2 separate regions of the Homo sapiens genome follow, and region 1 is linked to region 2. A link is a contact called in ENCODE POLR2A ChIA-PET data. All regions are on one chromosome and are shown on one strand. Each heading gives the region's core, a stretch centred on a gene start or an enhancer-like site at or near the end of the contact. The rest is flanking DNA. Distances are from core to core; before and after follow the strand shown. Region 1 holds the start of LIN54 (lin-54 DREAM MuvB core complex component). Region 2 holds the start of PAICS (phosphoribosylaminoimidazole carboxylase and phosphoribosylaminoimidazolesuccinocarboxamide synthase).

The links. ChIA-PET counts read pairs that join two places held with the same protein, here RNA polymerase II (POLR2A).
Region 1: POLR2A ChIA-PET joins it to region 2 with 14 read pairs in OCI-LY7. The contact joins the promoter of LIN54 here to the promoter of PAICS in region 2. POLR2A ChIA-PET finds 5 or more read pairs at or near these places in 2 of 52 experiments (HepG2 and OCI-LY7).

The regions. Positions count from the first base shown.
Region 1 is chr4:83,007,682-83,014,578 of GRCh38, reverse strand. LIN54 (lin-54 DREAM MuvB core complex component) reads left to right here and starts at 3,756. Exons shown (of 13, transcript NM_194282.4): 1 at 3,756-4,095. RefSeq lists enhancers at 1,313-1,442, 1,050-1,935, 3,817-3,916 and silencers at 1,613-1,942, 3,667-3,746.
Region 2 is chr4:56,431,649-56,438,648 of GRCh38, reverse strand. PAICS (phosphoribosylaminoimidazole carboxylase and phosphoribosylaminoimidazolesuccinocarboxamide synthase) reads right to left here and starts at 2,389. Exons shown (of 9, transcript NM_001079524.2): 1 at 2,321-2,389. The coding sequence starts at 2,336. PPAT (phosphoribosyl pyrophosphate amidotransferase) reads left to right here and starts at 3,034. Exons shown (of 11, transcript NM_002703.5): 1 at 3,034-3,299. The coding sequence starts at 3,172. RefSeq lists enhancers at 1,419-2,302, 3,150-3,329 and silencers at 2,430-2,719, 2,860-3,059.

The sequences.
Region 1 (6,897 bases), core at 2,507-5,006, about 27 Mb before region 2:
ACTGCGCCCGGTCTGATAACTTCTTAATTCTTTTTATTTAAAAAAATTTTTTTTGTAGAGATGAAATCTCACTATGTTGCCCAGGCTGGTCTCAAACTCCTGGTCTCAACCCATCCTCCTGCCTCAGTCTTCCAAAGTCCTGCGATTACAGGTGTGAGCCACAGCACCAATAACAACTAAATACTCAATTTTGCCTTCATAACAAAATCATAGCAAGAAAGGAAGTTTCCCTTCTCTTTTTTGGGTACTGTTTGTCTTGGGTTTTAGTATAAGAGTTATGCTGCCTTGTGGAATAAACTGGGAAAGGGTCTCCTTTTTTTGAGATATTTTGGTCTCTCTAAAATCTAGCCAGTTTTGGGTACCCCATCTCATTCTTTTCTTCCTTCCAGTGGTGCCCCAACAGCACCATCAATCATTTTACCATGAGGATTTCTCACACTAGCTCTCAAGGTTCCTCATAAAGTGGGCTCACAATGCTGATCTCCAACAAAGCCTTTGTGTCATTCAACTTTATCACATTACTTACACATGTCACAGACCTTCCCATTTTCAAGGCTTTGCTAATTTCATGACATTTGCCTTGTTAAATCCTGACTATTAGTGTTTGGGCTGGTACTGGGTGTTGATTATGGCACAAGGGAACTAACATTTCAGGCAGAGACTGTGTACCTGCTTAACACCCTTCATTTTATTTAACCATCAGAATCCTGGGAAGTTTTGTTATTTTTATTTGCTGGATAGGAAAATAAACGTTATACAATATACACTAATAAACGGAGGTGCCATTAAATACCAGTACTGCTTGATTCCAAAGTGACTGCTGCCTCCCCTACACTGTTTCACCTCCTCCATTATGTTCCCGAGGTAGTCTCTCATGCTGACCTGTATGTCCTCCGTACTCCATTAGCAAATTATACACTGTATCGCACCATCTTACATTTACACTCTTGTATTTTCTATTTTCGTATATGTAGTGCTTGTCGCACTCACAGCAGTTGATAATAATCTCTCAGAATAATTTTTTTTTCCCCTCAGAATGATCTGTCAGCGTCTGTTCATCCGACTCCGTATTTGGATATCATATAAATCGCGGGAAAAAATAAAAGGTGATTAAATACAAATAATTTTGACTGTGTTAGTCTTAGCTGCGTGTTGCAAGAAATGCAAAACGTCTTTCAAAATAAGTTTAACTCTCAATGAATCTCCCTGTGGCTTTTTAGCGACACTGCAAAACTAGTGCCTAAAAACACAGTGACTTGGCATTTGTGACTACTGATCACCTCCTCACTCAAGCACATCAAACAGCGGGATATCCTGGAAGTCGCACCTACAACCCGGACTTCCTAACAAGGAAAGCTAGACGAAGGGACGGTCTCTCCCAACCGCAGCGCGATGCGGGTCCTCCCCCCATCAGCTTCAGTCCGATGGAACATTCCGTGCGATCGCTTTGACCGGGCGCCACTCGGCGTCACGTGGAACTGGAGCGCCCTGGCGGAGCCCGGCGGAATGACGCGGGCTTGGGTTGCCAAGGGGAGGGACGAGGCGCCGCGGAAGAGGCGGAGCGAAGGAAGCCGGCCGTGGGGCGGGGTGCGGAGCGCAGGGGCGGGCAGAGAGGGGCGCGCGGGCGGGGAGGGCCCAGCGTATTATGGGATGCGGCGGTGGAATGGGGCTGGGCGCGTGATTTTGAACAAACCCTGGTCTGTGTCTCGGAGGCGCCGCCGCCGCCGCTGCTGCTGGGAGCCCAGGGAGCGCCGCGCGACCAGGAGGCGGCGGCGCCGCCGGCTTTGGTGAGTGTCAGCCCCCGGGATGGGGGCTCCTGGGCGGGCTGGCGGGAAGGGGGAACCGGCCCCCGCTGCGAGTGCCTGCGCGGGCGGAGAGCGCTGGACCGCTCCCTCCGGGAGCCCGGGCCGGTGGGCCTTGGCGGGGAGCGGGAACCCGCCAGCGGGGTCCGCCGCGCCCCTTCCCTGAAGCTGGGTTGCGGGGGGCGAAGGATCCTTGGGGCTCGGTCTCTTCCCGTCGGCTCCCGAGAGGGTGGCTGTCACCCGGCAGGGCCAGCGCTCGGCCAGCCGCCTGCCCGGCGGTCTGGAGTAAGGGCTCCTGCGGCTGTTGACACGCACACTGCGCGACCCAACAAGCCACCCGTGGCGGCCCCAGGTTTCTGGGAACCGGTTTTGCTGCTGTGTCATTTTGTGCCAGTCCCTCCTCTCCCTACTGCCCGCCGCCGCGTTCTTCCTATGCCCCTTTGTACAGGCTCTTGTTCGTGCGTGTCCGTTTTCCTCGCGAAGCCCACCAGCCAAATGTCATAATGTTCCCGAGGTGCACGGGGGAAGGGAGCGGGCCGGGACTTAGCTTGGCCAGCAACGGTAAACAACCAAGCAGAGTGCGGATGGACGGGGCCGTCAGTGGGGAAATGAAGTTTAAAGATGAAGTAATTGAGAACACTTTATACTCTCAGCATCTGGTAGTCTGCATATAAAAACAGCAATTGGGGTGGGTGGTGGACAGCCCTTGTTGAAGGCTGAATCTACCGACTTTTATATGGAGTTGCCATTGAAACAAGGTAGGGAAATGAAATGACTTTTTCAACTTCAACTTCAACCTTACTCTTCCTACACTAACTTAGACAGTAGAGTGGCCCTGTTCGCAGCCTTGAAATTCAGTTTGCCCAGAGCTTATGTTGTGGTTGAATGATACAGAATTCAGCTTTTGGATGGTTAACTCTTTCTAAAATTGACAAAGGCAGCCAGTTTCCTTTTTTTTTTTTTTTAATGCTGATCTCTTCAGAAGCCTTGCAGCTTATGTTTTGTTATTTTTTAAATGATTAAGAATTACCTCTGTTCTCTTTTGGTTACTTATTCAACTGACTGATGACAAGAGCTGGTAACTCTTACCTACCTAGTAGGTAGCTCTAGGATCTTGTTCTGAAGCAAGCTGTTTATTTTTACTGTACAGAACAAATATATCAGCAGCAGATGGTTTTTTTTTAATTTGATGACTTAGATCCTAAAAAAACATTTGGCAAATAATTTTAGCTAAGAGTTATATTTTCAATATTTTAGAAATCGATCATTCATGAATGTTTCTACAATTAGTTCAATCATTTCAAATCTAGTTGCGCTTTGACGTCTTAAACCGATGACAGATTGGAAGTCGCAGTGTTCATGGACAGAAATGACCAGATAAATTAAGTTGGAGAGGAAGATAGCTCAGAACTTTATTTTTTTAAATTAGATATTTTGACCACTTCATCTGCATGAGGATTGCTGCCTGTAATTGACAAAGGTGTCAAAGGTCGAACATGCATATGGAAATAGCTCATCCTGTCAAAGTAGTTCTGCGGGTGGGGTAAAATGTCAAAGTTGGTGAATGACATTAAAGGTCTTTCACAGTGTTTTTAGTGCCTGAGATAGCCACAGTGAATGAAACGCATTCCACCATCTCTCTCAAGTTGCTGCTCTGAAAATGAAAGAGTTTGGGTTCTTTATTGTCCTTATGCCACCCTCCGCATGGCTTTTGGTCTTGCAAACAAAAATATGCCGGACTTGGGACCCCGCAGGTGGCGCGACTTCCTTTGGCGTCCCTGCGGGGGCCCGTGCTCCGCCCGGGGGTGAAAGGTCTCGGCGTAGCCCGTGTGCACTTGCACGGCCCTTGTGCGTTTGAAGGTTGGCGGGGCGGCGGGAGGCTTCCCCGGATATGTGGGTGTGCGCCTCCCGGGTGGGGCGGGCGGGGAGGGGAGGAGGAGGAAGGGGGAGGTTACTGGTGGTGGCGGCGGCGGCGGCGGCCCGGGCTCCGGCTGTCGGGGAAGCTGCTGAGCTGTGATGGTGATGACGAGGTGAAAATGGCGGATCTTTCGAAATACAATCCCGGCCCCTGACATACCAGAGGCGGCGGCGACGGCGACGTCGCCACCCCGGCTCCCTTCTCGGTCCCCGGGTACCCTGGAGCGCTCCAGTTTGGACAAACTGGGAAAGGAAGCTGCTGGCCAGAGCTATCGTGCACGGGCAAAACAAGCCCCGCCGGGGCTCGGGATTGCCCAGGACCTTCTGGAGCCCCTACCTCGGAGCCCGAGGGAGGAGAAAGCGGCAGCCGCTGGAGGTAGAGGAGGATGGGGTACCCGAGGGCTTCTCTGTCCGGAGATCTCTTTATTTGGGGGGATGGGGGTGGGTGGGGAAAGAATTGCGCGGTGGATCAAGGAATGACTTGTCCGGAGTGCGAAGAATCAGTAGCCTCGTCATGACATCAACATTATTCTTTGAGTGTTAAGAGGGCTCCAGTTTGCTCTTATACCTAAGGCTGCTGCTGAGGCCTAGAGGAACCGCTAGCACTTATCATGATTTCCTGATATAATGTTTAAAACAGCCACTCTGGCGGGTGTTGCTTTGATGGTGTTCAGCAGTTCTTGGGGTTGTACGTTTCTTTAGGGAGGCAGAGCATTGGCATTTTATCTGCATTTAAGATCTGTGTCTTAGATCCTAGTCTGTAACTTGTTGGGTTGTGGATGTTCACATTTTATAGAATAGGGACCAGTTTTGTAAGAATTAGAAAAAAAATTTTTAATGCTCTGTTATCCTTAGAGTAACTAACCTCTTTGCCCCTGCCATTTGGCATATAACAATTGAGATACTCTCAGTTATATTTTATACTCATGCTTTTCAGGGAAGTTCTTCTCTATACTCACCCTCCTGCCCCCGCCAACCTAGTTCATGAATTCAGAGAGTAAAGTTATGAAAAATTTTGCTGTAGATTTTATAATGCAAATGAAATACAGCTCTAGGAGCTCTCTTTTGGTCCTGAGTTTTACCTTCATTGTTAAGAAGGAGAGTTGCGATGGGGTGATGCAAGCATTTGTTGTGAGTACATTAAGTTGGGAAAAATAAATTGAGACCTCTGTTATTTCTAAATCACTAAATGCTGGAGTGATTAGCCTAGCCCTTTGTTTAGAGAGCTGGATTGATTGACTATAACAGCCACTGTTTTATTAGGTTATCTGAAGACCCATGTTAAGTTTTAGGTTATGCTGAAAGATCCGTAAGGAGTCTGTCTCCTTGCACACAACACTAGTGTTACAGAAAAGTTACATGTGAATCAAATTTTTAGGCTGGGCAAAAAAATTTTTATACATTAATTTGGACCCTATGCTTTTCCCCCAGCTTTTTTGGGTCAATGACATTGAGTGTATAATGAACAGAAGGATTAGTATTGAGGAATGCCCATGGGTAATGTTTATGATTAGCCCTAAATTTCCGTATTCAAATTGTCTACAGAGAGTATATGTGATATTATTTCCTTATTCAAATTGTCTACAAAGAGTATATGTAACACACTGTGCCATAGTGTGTCATATATCACAAATTTTGTAGTTTACTTAGAGGGGAAATATTTTGTGTGAATAGGTGTGTATAGTTTGTAGGTCTGGCTTTCACTTACTAGAAGAATAAGAGACCCAAAAAAATTTTTAGGAGAAATACCTTAGAGGTACTCAGAAGGTTTAATGATGACGATAATGATTATTTTTTAAAAATAATTTGTCTGATGCTGTATTATTCAGTAGGTATTTGGTTTTGTCTTTTTAAAATTACAGTTTTTATGTTGCAGTTATTTGACCCATGCCTTATAGCTGCTGACTCAGTAGTAAGACTAAGAATTTTAAAAATAATTAAAATAGGGAGATTAAAAAGCTTTTTCATTGGCTTTCTTTTAATCACAGAGGGCTATTGTCTCTTTGTGATTCTTTGTGATTGTCTTTAAAGACCAGTTTTCAGATTGTCCTGGTTAGAACAATTGTGTATTAATAATTAAAAGTGTGTTAGAAATGAAGCAAGAATTATACCACCAGAGATAGTCCAGTGTTCATTTTTTGGGGGAAGAGTATTATAGATTTTCACTACTTTTTCTTTATTTTTTTCCAAGGCAGAGTTTCACTCTGTCGCCCAGGCTAGAGTGCAGTGGCGCAGGCTAGAGTGCAGTGGCGCGATCTTGGCTCCCTGCAAGCTCCGCGTCCTGGGTTCACGCCATTCTCCTGCCTCAGCCCCCTGAGTAGCTGGGACTACAGGCGCCCGCCACCACGCCGGGCTAATTTTATTTGTATTTTTAGTAGAGACGGGGTTTCACCATGTTAGCCAGGAAGGTCTCCATCTCCTGACCTCGTGATCCACCCACCTCGGCCTCCCAAAGTGCTGGGATTACAGGCGTGAGCCACTGCGCCCGGCCGATTTTCACTACTTTTTCAAACATTATTATTGGGTGTCTATTAGGTGTCATATAGTATGCTAGGGATAGTGGATAAAATAACCTCAATATCATTACTTCAGGGAACTTTCAATTTAAGAATCACTGGAGGTGAAGTTGGAAGGATCAATTCAGTGGGGTCTTGCTGCAGAAGGCCTTAAGAGTTACAGAAAATGTAACTTAGTGTAGGATAATGACAATCTCAGAGATATACTTCAGAAGATAAATCTTGTACATGTAGCTTTTATGTAGAATGCATTGTAGGTAAGGGGAGATGGAGGTAAAAACACCATAGTAGGCTTCAGGAGTTGGAGATTTAGACACAATTGGTTACAGGAGGATAGAGTCATGGTGAAGGTGTAATCTGCATGATATATGACAGATTAATATTTCTATGGAAAGAGAGATGTCAAAGATAATACAATTGTAAGCCCTGGTGTTTGATAGAATTTTTTTTTTTTTAAATGAGATGGGTTCTCACTCTGTCACCCAGGTTAGGGTGCAGTGGATCTCAGCTCACTGCAACCTCCGCCTCCCAGGCTCAAGTGATAATCCCACCTTAGCCTGGTGAGTAGCTGGGACCACAGGCTTGGGCCCCCACGCTCGGTTAATTTTTTGTATTTTTGGTAGAGACAGGGTTTCACCATGTTGGCCAGGCTGGTCTCAAAC
Region 2 (7,000 bases), core at 1,140-3,639:
TGGCCAACATGGCAAAACCCTGACTCTACTAAAAAATACAAAAAAAAATTAGCCGGGTGTGGTGGAGTGTGCCTGTAATCCCAGCTACTTGGGGGGCTGAGGCAGGAGAATCACTTGAACCTGGAAAGTGGAGGGTGCAGTGAGCTGAGATCTTGCCACTGCACTCCAGCCTGGGCCACACAGAGCGAGACTCCATTTCAAAAACAAAGCAAAACAAACAAAAAACAACAACAAAAAAAACCTTTTATATATATATATATATATATATATATATATAAACACATTGCACCAGTTTTTTTTATTATTTTACTTTTTAAAATGTGGCTTATAGAAGACAAATTTACATTATATTTCCATTAGCCAGCAATGTTCTGGGAAAAATAATATAAATAAAATGTATATAATGAAAAACAAACTTTGGTGAATTAACCTGACTGGAACATAGCTAAGGATTCACAGGAGAGAAAAATCAAAGTTAGGGCTGAAGAGGTAGAAGGGATAGCAGTATTCAGGATTTGAATGAAAAGGGATTTCAGACTGGACAGACTGGATTTAACATCTCTAGAGATGCCATTTTTGCCTTTGTTGCCACTTTTGCCTTTTAGAGACCATAAAAGTGACATTTAAGAAAAATCAACCTGCCAACGGTACACAAATGGAAAGAAGTGGAAGAGCAAAGATTTTAGAGATTTGCCATTTTAGAGGTACAGGTACCATGATTGCAAGAAAAATTCTGGTCCTTGCCTTGATTCTAGGGAGTTGATACTCAATATCATCTGAATCTTTTTTGCTGAGTCTACAGCTTTTTTTTTTTTTTTTTTTTTTTTTTGAGACAGAGTCTCTCTCTGTCGCCAGGCTGGAGTGCAGTGGCGCGATCCCGGCTCACTGCAGCCTCTGACTCCCCGGTTCAAGTGATTCTCCTGCCTCAGGTTCCCGAGTAGCTAGGATTACAGGCATACGCCACCACGTCCAGCAAATTTTTGCATTTTTAGTAGAGCCGGGGTTTCACCATGTTGGTCAGGATGATCTCGATCTCCTGACCTCGTGATCCGCCCGCCTGGGACTCCCAAAGTGCTGGGGATTACAGGCGTGAGCCACAGCGCCCGGCCTGAGTCTACAGCTTTTTAAAATCTGAATTCAGTTACTTTCTATGTGGAAAAGAATGTACCCAGCAGCCACAAAAGCAATTTGCCTCACTATACATATAGCAACTGGGTGTGTGGAAAAAACCAGCATTTGTTTTTTTCCAGCATAAATAGCAAGAACAATCTTTCCTGATAGTGCAACTTTTTTGCCTAAAGGTTTTGGAGTTCTTCAAAGCCATCGTGGCATCAAAGACTACTGGAACGAACACACACACACACACACACACACACACACACACACACACACCATCATGGCATCAAAGACTACCTAAAAACAGCCCCCCTCCCCAGCCATCATGGAATCAGACTACTTCAACACGCGCGCGCACACACATACACACCCATGACATCAAAGACTACTTAAACACGCACACGCACGTACACACACCCCAAGCTATCGTGGCATCAAAGACTACTTCACGCGCGCGTGCACACACACACACACACCATGGCATCAAAGACTACTTACACACACGCCCCCTAGACAGGTTTTTCTTTTTCTTTTTTGAGACGGAGTCTCGCTTTGTCGCCCAGGCTGGAGTGCAATGGCGCGATCTCGGCTCACTGCAACCTCCGCCTCCGGGTTCAAGCGATTCTCCTACCTCAGCCTCCTGAGTAGCTGGGGATTACAGGCGCGCGCCACCACGTCCAGCTAATTTTTTGTATTTTTAGTAAGAGACGGGGTTTCGCCATGTTGGCCAGGCTGGTCTCGTACTACTGACCTCAGGTGATCCGCCCGCCTTGGCCTCCCAAAGTGCTGGGATTACAGGCGTGAGCCACCAGGCCCGGCCTCTAGACAGGTCTTTCAAAAGTTTCAATTATTAACCTTCTTAGAAAGGTCATTAACCTAACGGGCAAAGCAAGACTCAGGTTTTGACGAATCAAGACTGATTTGCTTGTATTTTGCAATAGCTATTGATTATAAATAATACTTCCAGGCACCTTTCCACCCCTTGGCCATTTCTCGTTCTCCTCTACTTTGCTCCTTCTCCCCATCCCCGAGGCAGTAAAGTTCGGGGAGGCCCGGGAGCGCCTGGGCCACGTGTGCGCCCGCGCGGCTGCCTAGAGGCGCTGCTGCAGGGAGGCGGGACAGAGTTTCGCGGCTCGCACGTGGCCGCGAGCTCACGGCCTGGGGGTCAGGGAGACCGTGAAGGGCCCGGATCCCTGTTACTCACCCTCAGCTGTCGCCATTATCCTAAGTGGGCTGAGGGCTGCGACCGCGCCGGGAAGCGAGGCAGAACTCTAGAAAAGAGGGGTGGTCAGAGAGCTTCGCTGGGCGGGGAAGGAGGCGGGGCCGCGCGACCCTGCGCCACTCTTTTCGAGCTCCGCTACAGCCGCCTAACCCGGAGGGGTATGGGCGGAGACTGAAACGCGGATATCGGACGAAACAACGCCCCACTGGCTTCCCGCCGCGCAGGCGCAGAGACGCGACCCCGCCTCCGGGCCGCCCCGCGCTGGCGCAGTGCCCGGACAGGCGAAAAGTGGCGCGCACTGGCGGCCCCTCCCCACTCTGCGGAAGCTCGCATACCCCGGCCCCTTCTCGGCTGCGGGAGCGACTCAGAAGTTGGAGCGTACCAAGTCTTGACGGCCTGGGGGAAGCATGCAGGGAAGGGCATATGAAGGCTAAATGCTCTGAAAGAGAAATGAGGTTAAGTCCGTTACTCCCATTACGCTACTGTTGGGTGCTGGAAAATAACGGAGATTTCCACGTGCAGCAAATACAGCTTTCCAGGCAGCTCTTAGGGGAAGGCTAGCTCCACCCTACAGCATCCGTGACCCCGCCCCTCAGCCGCGGGACCGCCCCTCCGCCCTCGCTCGTTGGTGGACTCGGAGGGGGAGGAGCAGGGCTGAGCTGGCCACGCCACCTAGGGACAGCGCGCGCCGCCGCAGTAGCTGGGGCCACCCTCGGGAAGGAAGAGCCTGTCGCGAGCGCGAGCTTCTGAGCTCGACGGGCCGAGCTGGCAGCTGGTTGGTGCTTACACCTTGGCCGCAGCGGCAGGTCCTTCCACGTGCTTTCGGCGGCGACATGGAGCTGGAGGAGTTGGGGATCCGAGAGGAATGTGGCGTGTTCGGGTGCATCGCCTCAGGAGAGTGGCCCACGCAGCTGGATGTACCGCATGTGATCACTCTGGGACTCGTGGGGCTGCAGCACCGGTGAGCAACAGGGTGGGGGTGGCGGGGGCGTGCGTCTCCATCTCTCGGAGCCGCTTCCCGCAGTCGGCGTTCTCATGAGCGCCCGAGGGCCCGGGAGGACCGACCTCTCCGACCTAAGCCAGTACCTGCCTGTGGCGTCGACCGGGTTGCCTAGGCGTGCACGAGGGGCACCTCGCTTCCATGAACTTTAGCCTGTCCTGCCCACCCTCCCAGCCACTTATGCCTTTTAGGGGCTCTCTCCCTCCCCGCCCCCCGGTGTGTGCACCCATCCAGAGGCTGGCCAGCTTGTAAACCGCCGGTTTGCTTGGTCTAGCTGGGTCAGGGCTCCTCCCCGACTGCAGGCGGGTTCTAGTCTCCCGGAGCCTGTGGCTGCTCCTGTAATAGGCTAGTGTGGCGTGGCGGCCAGTCCAGGTCCTTCAACACCTAAAGGTTTTCGCGCGGGGCCTCCAACCACCACAAGCTTTTGTTTGCAAGGGCAGAGCTATTGAGCAGATTATGGGTTTGAAAGTAGTTATCGCTATGGGAACTTGAGGATGCTAGACTTCAGACCCAGGGAAAGATGACTAGTTGATGTTGAGAATGACTACTGGTAGTAGATCTCACATAAATTAAATGGAAATAAGCCAACCATAGGGAACAGTGCATCTGGAAAAGATTCATTGGTAGACGTCTTGCCTAATGAATGAAAACGTTGGTAATAACATGACAAAAATTAACTCCCTTCTTCAAAAGGGGGACAGGGGAGTAGTGTCTCTATGCCAAGATCCATACACTTGATTTTGAAAAATTGGGAGATCCTTTCGAGTTAAAAAAAATTACTTTGCTTCGGTGATCTTTCCTTTTCTTACTACCTGACTTAACTGGAAGTTGATATAAATTATTACACTAGGATAAGAAAAACAAACCTGGGTTTGATATTCTTACTGAAAGTATTACAGTTTCCATAAGGCAATACAGTGGTAACAACTTACACTACAGTTAAGGAACTTGGCAATAACACGTAACAGCAAAATGGGTGCAACACGTATAAACGCATTCCAAAAGATTAGCTTTTCCTCCACCAAACTTAAATTAGAAGTATTTTTTGCTGTTTTCATTGTCCCAGGTACTTCAATTTCAGTTTCACATTTTGTGTGTTCCTTGTTTACTAAAGAGCTGAGAATGTGGGAAGCATCAAAAAGAATATTTTTAACTTGCGTAGCTCCAATCTTGGATAATTGTGGGTTGACCATAATAGATTTCTTGTTTTTTTTAAAAAAAGTTTATTGAGAAAATTAGTTACGTAATCCAAGGAGAAAGTAAACTCTTGATTATGTGGTAGTTGTGAGCAACATTAGTTTGTAACATTCTTAGAAACTATGGCCAGGCGCGGTGGCTCACGCCTGTAATCCCAGCACTTTGGGAGGCCGAGGCGGGCGGATCACGAGGTTAAGAGATCGAGACCATCCTGGCCAACATGGTGAAACCCCATCTCTGCTAAAAATACAATTAGCTGGGTGTGGTGATGCGCTCCTGTAGTCCTAGCTACTCCGGAGGCTGAGGCAGGAGAATCGCTTGAACCCGGGAGGCTTAGGTTCCAGAGAGCAGAGATCACGCCACTGCACTCCAGCCTGGGCGACAGAGCGAGACTCCGTCTCAAAAAAAAAAAAACAGTTGTTATTTTGGATACTCTGTCATGGGGGTGAGGGAGAATCTAGAGGTCTTTAGGGTTGCCTGGTGGTCTGTAGAAAATATGTATGAACTGTACTTCACTATATTTACTTTTTTTGCCAAAGTTATTCAAGAAATTTTCATCCCCCTTTCTCCTTCCCTTTAAATGTGTGCCTGAAGAAAAAGAGGCTTTTTTTTTTTTTTAACTTACATGTTAGCACTGGTTGGAGTTTTAGTACCCAGTTTAGGAAAATACTTGGTATTCATGGTTATAGGTTTTTTTTTTCTTTTTTTTTTTTTTTAATGAATACCATTTGATTCCTGGTTACATATATCTGTTTTCTATAGTTGCTTTTCTGTGAAAGAATTGTAAGATTAAATAATACCAGATAAGGGCAATAATGATGTGATTATGTGGTTTTGAGGAACAAATGTATTACTGAAAAACAATTTAACATTTCTCTTGTGTAGGCATAGAATCATTAAGGTGCACAAAGAGGGCTGGTTCTCACCCATAATCAATTCAAAATTTTACATGAGCTAAAGTGCTCATCCTTTGGGAGGACTGATTCTGCTTGGAAGAACAATGACACTCCCTTATGTCTTGGAAATACAATTATCTGCTGCTCGAAACTGATAGATAAGGGCCAGAATAAAACTAAGAACTTTTTCTTTTAGTTTAGTTTTATATATATATATATAAAATACGTGTGTGTATGTATATATGTATATATATATCGTACTCTGAGAAGTGGTGGTCTGTTGCAGAAAGCTCTGTTTTCACTTTCTCACCCTCATTCACTCACTGGTTAGTTTTAAAACAACTGCAAAAAGGTTTGATTGTGTTTTTTTCCTTTTTGATGAAGGAATTTATTTCTTATATATTATCTTCTTGATTTTTTTTTTTTTTTTGAGACAGAGTCTCGCTGTCTCCCAGGCTGGGGTGGAGTTCAGTGGCGCAGTCTCCCCTCACTGCAAGCTCCGCCTCCCGGGTTCACGCCATTCTCCTGCCTCAGCCTCCCGAGTAGCTGGGACTACAGGCGCCCCCCACCACGCCCGGCTAATTTTTTGTATTTTTAGTAGAAACGGGGTTTCACTGTGTTAGCCAGGATGGTCTCGATCTCCTGACCTCGTGATCTGCCCGCCTTGGCCTCCCTTTTTTTTTTTTTTTTTTGAGACAGGGTCTCACTCTGTCACCTAGGCTGGAGTGGAGTGGTATGATCTGGGCTCATTGCAACCTCCGTTTCCCAAGTTCAAGTGATTCTCGTACCTGTCTCCCGAGTAGCTGGGATTACAGGCGCCCGCCACCACACTCAGGTAATTTTTGTATTTTTAGCAGAGACGGGGTTTCACCATGTTGACCAGGCTGGTCTTGAACTCCTGGCCTCAAGTGATCCACCCTCTTCGGTCTCCCAAAGTGCTGAGATTACAGGCGTGAGCCACCATGCCTGGCCAACCTTATCTTTAAGAAGATGGAATCTAGAAGGTGAGATTTCTATCACTTTTGTTTTGTATTTGGTCCAGTTTTTTGTCTTGGGTATAATCTAATCTGAAACATTTAGTCCTGGGGTTAACAGAATACCTGGAAGGTATATTAGCCATTTCATATAAAAATAAATAGAGTATCAATTAGTTAAGCCAGTCATGCACTGGATATTTAACCCAGATGGGTTCATCCAGATGTACTCCCCGTTTTTAGTAGTTCTGGCTGTCTTCAGATTTATTCCGTAGCTCTGCTTTCTGTAGGGGAATTTTCACATGTCCTCTTAGCTGTAAACTGTGCATGCATGTGTGTGGGTATGTTCATGCCTGATTTATATAATCACCAAATGCTGTTTTGGTCCTGAAAACATCATTTCAGTAGTTTGCGGAGTTCTGAACAAACCAGACACCCCTTCTTAGAATAAACATTTTCATCTTTAAAACACAGTCACATTTTATGGAGACTAGAATGGCCTGGACATATTTGAAGATTCCATAAAAGGAATTAGTAAATGTCTGTAGATTTATGCCATGAATCAGCTAATTAGCCTTTCCTTGATTAGGAGATA